2 separate regions of the Homo sapiens genome follow, and region 2 is linked to region 1. Evidence: read pairs that join two places in POLR2A ChIA-PET (ENCODE). Cell type or tissue: PC-3. All regions are shown on one strand. Links, peaks and the distances in the headings refer to the core of each region. The heading gives the core; the rest is flanking DNA. Region 1 overlaps KDM4C (lysine demethylase 4C). Region 2 overlaps KDM4C (lysine demethylase 4C).

Evidence for each region. Peaks named below come from ENCODE experiments on the same cell type or tissue, not always from the same donor. Only the 100,000 strongest peaks of a DNase experiment are listed, where the experiment ranks them.
Region 2: POLR2A ChIA-PET joins it to region 1 with 9 read pairs; 3 of 35 experiments call an interaction of 5 or more read pairs at or near these places.

What each region holds. Positions count from the first base shown.
Region 1 is chr9:6,839,711-6,845,085 of GRCh38, forward strand. The region is part of intron 4 of KDM4C (lysine demethylase 4C); the gene reads left to right. Among named protein-coding and RNA genes, the nearest start is that of KDM4C, 84 kb to the left of the region's middle. In PC-3, for the core only: no CTCF peak of the experiment used is centred there; no DNase peak of the experiment used is centred there; H3K27ac peaks cover 1,560 bases.
Region 2 is chr9:7,147,942-7,153,316 of GRCh38, forward strand. The region is part of intron 19 of KDM4C (lysine demethylase 4C); the gene reads left to right. Among named protein-coding and RNA genes, the nearest start is that of KDM4C, 390 kb to the left of the region's middle. RefSeq lists enhancers at 1-259, 260-759. In PC-3, for the core only: no CTCF peak of the experiment used is centred there; no DNase peak of the experiment used is centred there.

The DNA of each region.
Region 1 (5,375 bases), core at 208-5,207:
GCCAACATGGTGAAACCCTGTCTCTACTAAAACAAATAAAAATTAGCTGGGTGTGGTGGCATGTGCCTGTAATCCCAGCTACTCAGGAGACTGAGGTCAGGAGAATCGCTTGAACCTGGGAGGTGGAGGTTGCAGTGAGCAGAGATCGCGTCACTGCACTGCAGCCTGGGTGACAGAGTGAGACTCCATCTCAAAAAAATAAAAAGCTTCACATTAATGGGTTAATGAGAAACACCATGTCACAATGCTGAAATATAAAAATGAGACCAATTCCAGTATTTATGAGGGGATTGTTTACAAAGAGCTATGATATACTGGACAGATGATACATTTGCTGTTGAGGAGACTAACTGTTCTGTTATAATTTCCTCTTTTTTTTTGGAGACAGGTCTCACTCTGTCACCCAGGCTGGAGTGCAGTGCCACAATCATGGCTCACTGCAGCCTTGACCTCCCAGGCTAAGGTGCTCTTTCTACCTCAGCCTCCTGAGTAGCTAGGGCTACAGGCGGGTGCCACCATGCCCAGCTAATTATTGTGTATTTTATAGAAATGGGGTTTTGCTATGTTGTCCTGGCTAGTCTTGAACTCCTGGGCTCAAGCTATCTGCCTGCCTTGGCCTCCTGAAATGCTAGGATTACAGGCACGAGCCACTGAACCTGGCCTTTGTTCTAATTTTCTCTTTTTCTTTTTTTTGTCTTTTTTTTGAGACAGAGTCTCACTCTGTCGCCCAGGCTGGAGTGCAGTGGTGGGATCTTGGCTCACTGTAACCTCTGCCTCCCAGGTTCCAGTGATTCTCCTGCCTCAGCCTCCCGAGTAGCTGGGACTACAGGCGTCTGCCACCACGCCTGGCTAATTTTTGTATTTTTAGTAGAGGCGGGGTTTCACCATATTGGCCAGGCTGGTCTCAAACTTCTGACCTTGTGATCCGCCCCCACTTCGGCCTCCCAAAGCATTGGGATTACAGGCATGAGCCACCGCATCCAGCCCTCTGTTCTAATTTTCAAATAAGGAGTCCTGTAAGTTACTGACTGGGCACCTTCCTTTCATCTGTAAAATGAAATGATGTTTTGCTTTTGTTTTCCTAGCATGGGGGTTATCCCACCTCTTGTTTCTTTCCAATTCTATGTGAGATGGTGGTGCATGCCATGTTGTTAGGTAGAAGACATGTCCCCAGCTCTACAGTTAGCAAGCTTTGAGAGAGGCAATTTAAATGGGTGCTAGCTATGTCAGCCCTTGGAAAGACCAAGAGCACATCTAAATGTAACTTGGTGATGGCATTTTTGTGGTGGAAGAAAGACTGTAGTCCTGCCCATCTGTATATTCTTTTTGATGACTTCGTTAAGTTACGGGGTAGACCTGGAAACTTGAGAATCTTTAACAGGTTCTTTCAGTATTTTCTCAGATTCTTACAGAATCTAGGTGGCAGATCTTTTTTTAATAATTGGATTTTCTAATGAAGTGGTAGTTCCCCCTGTGAATTCTTGAATTTCAAAAATTTTTATTGGTCATTATTGGCCCAGTTTGGAGTTGGCTCTGTGGCACTGAAACTCAGGAGAAAGATGGGGGCTCATAGCTTTGTTTGGAAATCAGCCACATGAGGATAATATTGAAGGTGCTGAGGGTGACAGCAGGAAATGGGAAGGATGTTGTTGAGGATGGAATATAGAGTGATAACTGTGAAGATATGGAAAGACTTAGCGAGAGAGTGACAGGTTAGTGGTTTTGACCTAATTTTGGGGAACAAGGTTCATATAGACTTTTCCTCTTCTATTATATGGAAAGTACCATAAAAATATGATTAGTAATAATCGTGTGTATCAGTTTATCAATTTTTCTGTAGCCAACTCTGCTTTTATGTACAACAAATGAGAAAGCAGCCCCTAAAATATGCCAGAGTGAAGAACATCTTCACGTTTTGTGTGTTCAGTTGGAAGTGTTTCAGTAATCATCCAGGGCTGCTTCCACAGTCTCCGTGTTGATATTGTAGCAGTTTCTCAGGTTTGTGGGCAAGTGACTATAGCTATTCCACTTGGTGGACAAAGCAGAATGCATGATCAGGCCGTCTTTGGTGCAGTTCACAGAATCATCACCTGTGCCTGGCAAATGGCTAAGTTCTAGCAGACCTTCCCTGCCATTCTGCTGCCTCACAGAGACTTCTCTTAAGAAGTTACACAGTTTTGTTCAGGGCTGTGCTAGATCCTACTTATCCTGGAGCTGGTTATCAGTTTTCTTAATTGCTCAGGCTTTGTGTTTTGCCATTTTACTTTGTTTTTCTTTGGCCATTTGCATATTGATCATGGAACAGAGAGATAAAACATGCTCATAGAGTGGATTCCTGTTAGGTTCCTACCACTTGTATAGTCTCACTCCAGTTACTGGACACATTTATGGAGTAACTGATAGAGCTATTTAGTGTTGGACAAATATATGATTCATTTTAAAGCAGTAAGCTCACAACCACTAACTTCATATTTATAGCCTGTCTCCAAAACTCCTCCTTCCTTTATTCTTTTAAAATTACTGTAATAAGTATGGACTCTTTAATGCCTGCTACATTTTTTGCAGATTTGGCCACAGATTTATTTTCTTTTATCCACATTTCTTTTTTTTTTTTTTTTTTTTTTGAGACGGAGTCTTGCTCTGTCACCTAGGCTGGAATGCAGTGGCATGCGATCATGGCTCACTGCAACCTCGGCTCACTGCAACCTCCGCCTCCTGGGTTCACGTGATTCTCTTGTCTCAGTCTCTTGAGTAGCTGGGATTACAGGCCCACACCACCACGCCTGGCTAATTTTTTTTTGTATTTTTAGTAGAGATGGAGTTTCACCATGTTGACCAGGGTAGTCTAGAACTGACCCCAGGTGATCCGTCTGCCTTGGGCTCCCAAAGTGCTGGGATTACGGACGTGAGCTACTGCACCAGGACTGATCCACATGTTTTTAAAAGTTGGTTAATGTCACATAAAATTGGGATTTGTGGCTTAAAAAAAATCAGAAAATCTGGCAGCATTCCCAGTGACTGAGTAATGGCTGTCTCCTTTAGACAGGATAGTAGGTTGTCTCCAAATACACATCACCCCCAATACCCACGTTTTTTGACATATACCTGGCTGCCTTCACTAATTGCTGTTACCTGCCTGGCTCTTTGGGCACCTGAGTTTGTAAGTCCTGCTTTATTACTCAGCTCTCCACTTCCTGCTGTGTTCTTGTACTCTTTGTTTTTTGTTTTCTTTTTTCTGAGACAGAGTCTCGCTCTGTTGCCCGGGCTGGAGTATAGTGGTGCAGTCTTGGCTTACTGTAACTTCCACCGCCAGGGTTCAAGTGATTCTCGTGCCTCAGCCTCCCGAGTAGCTGGGATTATAGGCATGTGCCACCATGCCTGGCTAATTTTTATATTTTTATAGAGATGGGGTTTCACCATATTGGCCAGGCTGGCCTTGAACTCCTGACCTCAGGTGATCCTCCCATCTCTGCCTCCCAAAGTGCTGGGATTACAGGCATGAGCCACTGTGCCCGGCCTGCTGCCATGCTGTTTGGAACAGGATGCTGACAGCCCTCTTTGAAGTGGAATGGGCTGTGAATCCGTCGAGGTGCCCCTCTAAAAAGCTGTGGTCTGAACCCTCTCCCCATCTTTGAAAATGAAAAATTTAAGCAATTTTTCAAAATATTTTCACTTGTGTTTTGTAATCCTTTCTTTACAACTGTCCTATAAGGTAGGCATGTGTGGATTTATGTACTATTGGGAAGCCTTAGGGCTTTCTCCACTTCTGCTAGGAATAATGTATTTTCTTGAAAACAGTTTCAGTGAAAGACTGGACTTTTCCTGTGGTCCTTTCAAGGTAGCCACAGTCTTCTTGTGGCCCAATTTGCAGCACTGAACCCTGGGCGTAGCTCTGCCATGAAAGGCGATTGAGAAACCATCAGATCCTATAATTGGTGAGTGGTGGAGCCAGCATTTGGTTGGAGAACTTTTGATTCCAGTGCAGCATGGTGCTATTCTGATACTCGGTTACTCTTTCAGATTGAAATTCTTCATTCCATTTTACTGTTTGCTGGGTGAGTGCAGCAGTGACACAGTTTTCAAAAGTTTACTAATAATCTATTTTTTGTCTAAAAAAATCTTTTTTGTAATATTTGATGGACATGCCATCTTTTTCTTTTTGAGACATCTCACTCTGTTGCCTAGGCTGGAGTGCAGTGGCACAATCATGACTCACTGCAACCTCAACTCCCTCCTCAGCCGCCTCCTGAGTAGCTGGGACCTGTGGCATGTGTCACCATACCCGGCTATTTTTTAAAATTTTTGGTAGAGATGAGGTCTCTCTCTTTATTGCCCAGGATCGTCTCAAACTCCTGGGCTCAAGTGTTCATCCTGCCTCAGCCTCCTAAAGTGCTGGTATTACAGGCATAAACCATCATTTTTACGTACTTTTAAAAAAGCTTTTTCTCTGTTTTTCAGTACATTTTATAGTTTTATAACGTTGGATTGAGTCTTCTCTTTTCCTAGTTTTAATCCTTTGGACTATCTTCATTTACAAATATCTTTTGTTTTAAGTTTTTCTAATTTACACTATTTTATTTTTAGTGACATAATCAAATTAAATATGTGTATTTTGACAATAAATGTGACCATTCTCTAGCCACCCCTTCACACACCCCGGGTTCTGAAGTGCATCTCTGATGTGGTCACAGTAATTTTTTGTTTTACTGACTTAAACATTTGCACTACAGTGTTTAGGGAACCGCCTATCATAAGGCTTCCTTTAATATGTTGTCCCACACAGCACTGTTTTACATGATGTAAATGTGTTATACAAACAAGCTTCCGTGGTCAAATGATTTTTGGGAAATGCAGAGTTAAACGAAGTTACACAGGTTTCCTTATGAGTGCTTTTGGGGGTGCCTGTCAGCACTGTGACTGTCTTAAGAGCTAGAGTTAAAGAGGACAAAGTTTTTCGACCTTGGCATCTGATAGGACTGATATTTCTTTTTTTTTGAGATGGAGTCTCGCTTTGTTGCCCAGGCTGAAGTGCAGTGGCATGATCTCTGCTCACCACAACCTCTGCCTCCCGGGTTCAAGTGATTCTCCTACCTCAGCCTCCTGAATAGCTGGGATTACAGGTGTGTGCCACCACACCCGGCTAATTTTTGTATTTTTAGTAGAGATGGGGTTTCACCATGTTGGTCAGCCTGGTCTTGAACTCCTGACCTCAGGTGATCCGCCTGCCTCGGCCTCCCAAAGTGCTGGGATTACAGGCGTGTGCCACTGCGCCCAGCCTAGGACCCATATTTCTAATGTTGCATTGGAAATATTTTGGGAAAAATTGAGCTACTATGATTTTCACATTATTTCTTTCTGTAGGTGGAAATGGCTCA
Region 2 (5,375 bases), core at 88-5,087, 310 kb after region 1:
GCTGTGCTCGGCTCATGCTACTGGCCCGGATCCCGTGCCTGCCAAGGGCAAGCCAGGCTTGGAGCGGCGAGGTTGTGTGTGAGCACAGGGCCAGGCCACTGCACACAGCAAGGCATGCCAGCTGTTGTGGTGGGGTGGGCAGCTCCAGGTGCCGGCTCCATGTGAGGCTGTGGCTGGACCAGATATACGACAAGCAGCTTCTGCTGTGGATATCAGCATCCGGACAAGGGGAACATGGTGGCGCCCAAAAGCTTGGAGACGCCAGGAAGTGCAGAGCCCCAGAGAGGATGTTACAGTGTGTTACAGCCCTGGCTTGGGGAACCTGAAGGTCTGGGCTCCCAGAAGAGCTGCAGCTTTTCTCTCCTCCTTGCCCACAGTGCGGTGAGCCGGGGGGCCATGTTTCAGCCCATTTGTGTTACAGCTCTTTCAGTACCACCACCCCACTTCAGCTTGCAGCTCATGGGCTGGCCTGGCCCCACAGCTCTTTCCCGTTGTGTGGGGCAGCTGCCCAGTAGCAGTGGAGAACAGGAGGGCTGTAGTGTTACGGCAGCTCTGGCTCAGGGAATTCCAAGGTCTGGGCACCCAGAAGGGTTGGCACTCTTCACTGCCACTGTCTGGGAGTGTATCACTGCCTACAGCTTGGTGAGGCAGCCAGGAACGTGTTACAACCCATTTCACTCCCACCATTTGGCAGGTCCCAAGTTCTTGTCCTGCGTCCAGGAAGAATGAGATTATGTGGACAATTGGAGGGTGAGCAAGACAGAGAAAGGCTTTATTGGATGACCGAACACCTCTTAGTGGAGAGGAGACCTGAAGTGGGTAGCTCCTATCCACAGGCAGGTAGTCCCAAGGAGTGTCTGAGTCCAGCTGAGTCTGGGGTTTTTATGGGGTCAGAATGGAGGAAGTGCTTGCTGATTGGTCCATGGATGGGCCTGGAAAAAGCACCACTTGATTGGCTAAAACTTCATCAAGGAAGTTCTCACTCCCTGTTGCAGACTTCACCCGGAATTGGCAGCCCAGCCCCAGGCTTCAGGCCATCCCTGGCTTGAAGGTGGGGTTTCACCAGGGATCCCTCCCATCCCTCCTAATAACCTGTCTGCCTTTTGCCGTCATCAACTGCCACTTATGGCACCCAGGTTTTCTGCACCAAGGGGCACTTGCATGCCCATGCCGAGCCGCCCTCAGGCCCCTTGGCCTCACTCCCGTGCTCCTCAGCACCCAAAATGTCAGCCTCAGAACTAGTTTCTGGAGGTGCTGAGACAGTCTGGGGTCTGGTGTGTTAGTGCCATCCTGAGCATGCACACGCCCGGCTGGGTCGCTACAGTGCCTGGGCTCAGCTATCAAGACACGATGGCAACTTTGTTCCACTGCAGAGTGCATACCAGGAGCGGGGAGAAGCCAGGGAGTGGAAGCAGGCACTTCCGAGCCTGCCGGGGCAGGGGCCTTCCTGGGACCCTGAGAGCACAGGGATGCCCGGGTCCAGAGCCACGGCTGGGCAGCTGCAGCTGCACCTGGGAGCATGGGCTCCCGCCCTGCCAGCTCAGTAGGGCACGGGGCTCCCACTGGGATCACCTGTTCCCAGCCCCCATGTGCAGCCTTGGCCATGCCTCCCTCGCTGCAGCTGGCATCCTCACAGTGGCTGCTTCAGACAGGCCGCCGCCACCAGTAGTAATGAATACTGGAATTTGTGTTGGGATTATTGAAACGTAATGCATAAAGCAGTTAGTGTGGTGCCCAGCACATAGTAAACAAATGCAGGTAGTGTTTGTGGCTGTGGTGGCAGTGGTGATTATGGTCGATGGTGGCAGCCAGTAATTTTTGGTCAGCTCATTGGTCAGAGAGTCCCTAAGCACAAGATTTCTAGAAACATTTTTTCACCCTACATCTTCCATACCTTTAAATAAAGAAGAGGTTACTGAAAGAAGGATCTAAGAGGAAGTGTCAGAAAGCTTTACACGTATAAATTCCTTATTTAAGTAGTTTTTATATTTGGAGCTTTCAGGAGTTGAACTTGGAAGATTTCCTATTTTGGCTCCTGGTATGGTGGGGCACAGCCCTGAGATCACGAGTGGGATCATTCCAGAATACTGTAGAAAGGGAGAGGAAGGGGTCAGGGCTACAACTCTGTCTCCTGTTTGGCTACACCACTCAACACGGTCAGTGGGATAGACTGACCAGCTATGCGAGCCCAAACGAAATCAGGTTGACAATGCCGGAGCCCCAAACAGTGGTCCCCACAGAGTGCCGCAGGAGCCGCCCTCTGGCTTCTCCCTTTCACCTCTTTCTTTAAGGCCTGTATTATTGCTCTCACCACAACTTGTCCTGAGAGAGGTGTCTATAATTAGCTCAGTTTGTGTGCAGGGTGGCTTAACGTGGAGGAAGTGGCATGAGGAACTTTGGTTAATCTTAAGAGGAAAGTCCTGAACACAGTTGATGTCCTGGGAGGGCGGGTCACAGACACAGAGTTCCCACCTCTTTGCCTAACTACCTACAGTCACACACAGTGCCTTGTATTGCAGATATTCATGTGTGTATTTGAGTCCCCAGCTGGATCTGAATCCTTGGAGAGAAATGTCTCCGAGAGGGCTGGGTCTTTTTTGTCTCTGTTTTCTCAGTGCTGAGCTCAGTCCCTGGCCCAGAGGACACACTCAGAGGGAAGGAGAAGGCAGGAATGCAGAGAATCTCTTACCAGTGGGTTAGAACTGCTGCTCTTGTGCCCACATTGCCTTCCTGGTCCCTCCCCTGCAGGCCCTTTTGGGTGTGGTCAACCCCGCAGTGTCAACCCTGTTTCTAGTTATTGGCGTTTGTTATGCTTCCTCACTTCAAAGGAACCAGAAAAATAATTTCCAAAAACAGCTGCCTTTGTACTTTCTAGGCCTTTTAAGGTTTTTGCATGCCAGAATCTCACCTATTTCTAATATCATAAAGATGTGGCTGCTTTGGAAAATATACCTCTGAGGCTTAATGCTATAATAACTTCCAGAATAATAAAACAACCTCCGTCTCTGGGACCTCAGTACCTTAACCAAGCATCGTGTCCACTTTGGGCTCATCATTGGAGGGAAAGTACGTACTAACAAAGCAGCGGACCAGGCACTGTGGCTCACACCTGTAATCCCAGCACTTTGGGAGGCTGAAGCAGGAGGACCTTTTGAGGGCAGGAGTTCAAGACCAGCCTTGCCAACATAGTGAGACCTTGTCTCTATAAAAAGCAACAACCACAAAAAACTAGATGGCCTTCAGGAATTCACCAAATAAGTTTTAGTGCTTTTATTTTTGTGAAAATAACAGACCTATCTTTTAGAAAATAGGTATAGCTGTGTATGAGGACATTGGCCAAGTGTGACTGGTGGAAAAAAAAAAATTGGCTGTTTGAGTAAGCAAGATGGGCTTCATTTCAGCTTAAGGGACAACCACAGCATCTTGGAGTTCAGAAAGGGTGTGTATGTGTCCTTTAGAAACAAACAAGGCCAGGCGTGCTGGCTCACACCTGTAATCCCAGCACTTCGGGAGGCGGAAGTGGTTGTGCCCAGCTATGTTGCTGGGCAACATAGCAAGACCTCATCTCTACTTTTAAAAAAAAATTAGCCAAGCATGGTGGCACGCACCTGTATTCTCAGCTATTTGGGAGGCTGAGGTGGGAGAATCACCTGAGCCCGGGAAGCCAAGGCTGCAGTGAGCTGTGATAGTGCCACTGCAGTCACTCCGGCCTGGGCGACAGGAGTGAGACCCTGTGTCAAAACTATTAAAAAGGGAAAGTGGACAGTAGACTTGGATAGACTTGGAGTTTCCCAGAATGATTAGTGTCAGTATAGAAGCAGCTTGGCTTGAATCGATTAACCCAGAGCCTGAAATTACAGGGGTCTAGAACCAGCACAGAACACGCTTAGATACAGATACCTCAGTGTGGAAGCATTCCACATTTTCTTCTAAGCATGTTAGAAAGCTCTCACTCTGAAAAAGACGCAGTCAGAAGAAGGGGCACAGAATTGGTTCTTTCGTTATACACAGAATGTATAGTTTAGGCTGCGAGATAACCTCCTAGAACAGCAGTTCCCACCCTGCTGAGCATGAGATTGCCTGGAAAGGCATTTGGCTTGGACCAGCTGAATCAGAAATTTCTCTGGTGGTTAACATTAGATTTATTTACTGCACTAGAGAAATGAGTCTGATGTTGAATTTTTCAAAGCTGATGAAACTAAGTTTATAAATAGTTTATATGCCTTTTTACCAAGTAACTCTTATTCTAGGAGTCTAAGAATAGAGTCAGTAATTCAGACAAAGATTTATGATAACAAATATACAATAGCATTATGTATGATAGGGGAAAATTGCAGTGACCTAAATATTTAATAAAGGAGTGGCTAAATTAGTTGTGGTTCATCTATACTGTTGCATATATTTGGCAAGTAAAACAGAGTTTTTAAAAGATAATTAATAGCTAACAAAATGCTCATGATGTAATCGTAGGTGGCAAATAGCAAGGTACAAAATTATATATGTCCACGAAAGAAATATTGTAGGATTTCGCTTACATGAGGTACCTAGAATAGTCAAATTCTCAGAGACAGAAAGGAGAATGGTGATTGCCAGGGGCTGATGAGAGAGAGAATGAGGAGTTAGTGTTTAATGAGTGCAGAGTTTCTGTTTGGGAAGATAAAGTTCTGAAGATGGAGAGTGGTGATGAAGTCACAACACTTTGAACTTAATGTCACTGAAATTTACAATTGAATGTGGTTAAAATGGTAAATTTAGTGTTATGGGTATTTTACCCCAATAAAAAAGAAAGGGCCTCCACCCCAAAATGCTGTGGAAGGAGGCGAAGGAACATGGCATGAACTCAGTTCCAAGCTCTTGACAAATAGCTTTAGAGACAGATCAGCTGTATTCTAACATGAAAGAAAATAAAGGCTGGACCGGCTGCAGGGGAAAGATTGTGCATGTATAGGATGTCCTAATTCTTAAAGAAAAGAGCACAGAGAAAAATTCTTTAAATTAGTTTTAAAAATTAGAAGTACAGGGAAAAAACTCCAAATGTGGTGACAGTGATCACTTGTGATAGAAATATGAGGTTTTAAAATTTTTTCCTATCTTTAAGAAATTTTACAGTTTCTCCCTAATGAATATATAGAAGCTCAGAATTACTCATAAAAATACTTTTTCTTCTTTTTTGTTTTATAGAGATGGGGTCTTGCTATGTTGCCCAGGCTGGTCTTGAACTCCTGAGCTCAAGTGATCCTTCCACCTTGGCCGCCCAAAGTGCTGGGATTACACTTTGGGTGAGCCACCATGCCCAGCCTTAAAAATAATTTTTAAGTGTTTGCATTCTTTGCTAATCTCTACATGAAGGGTGCTTATGACATGTTTAACAAGCA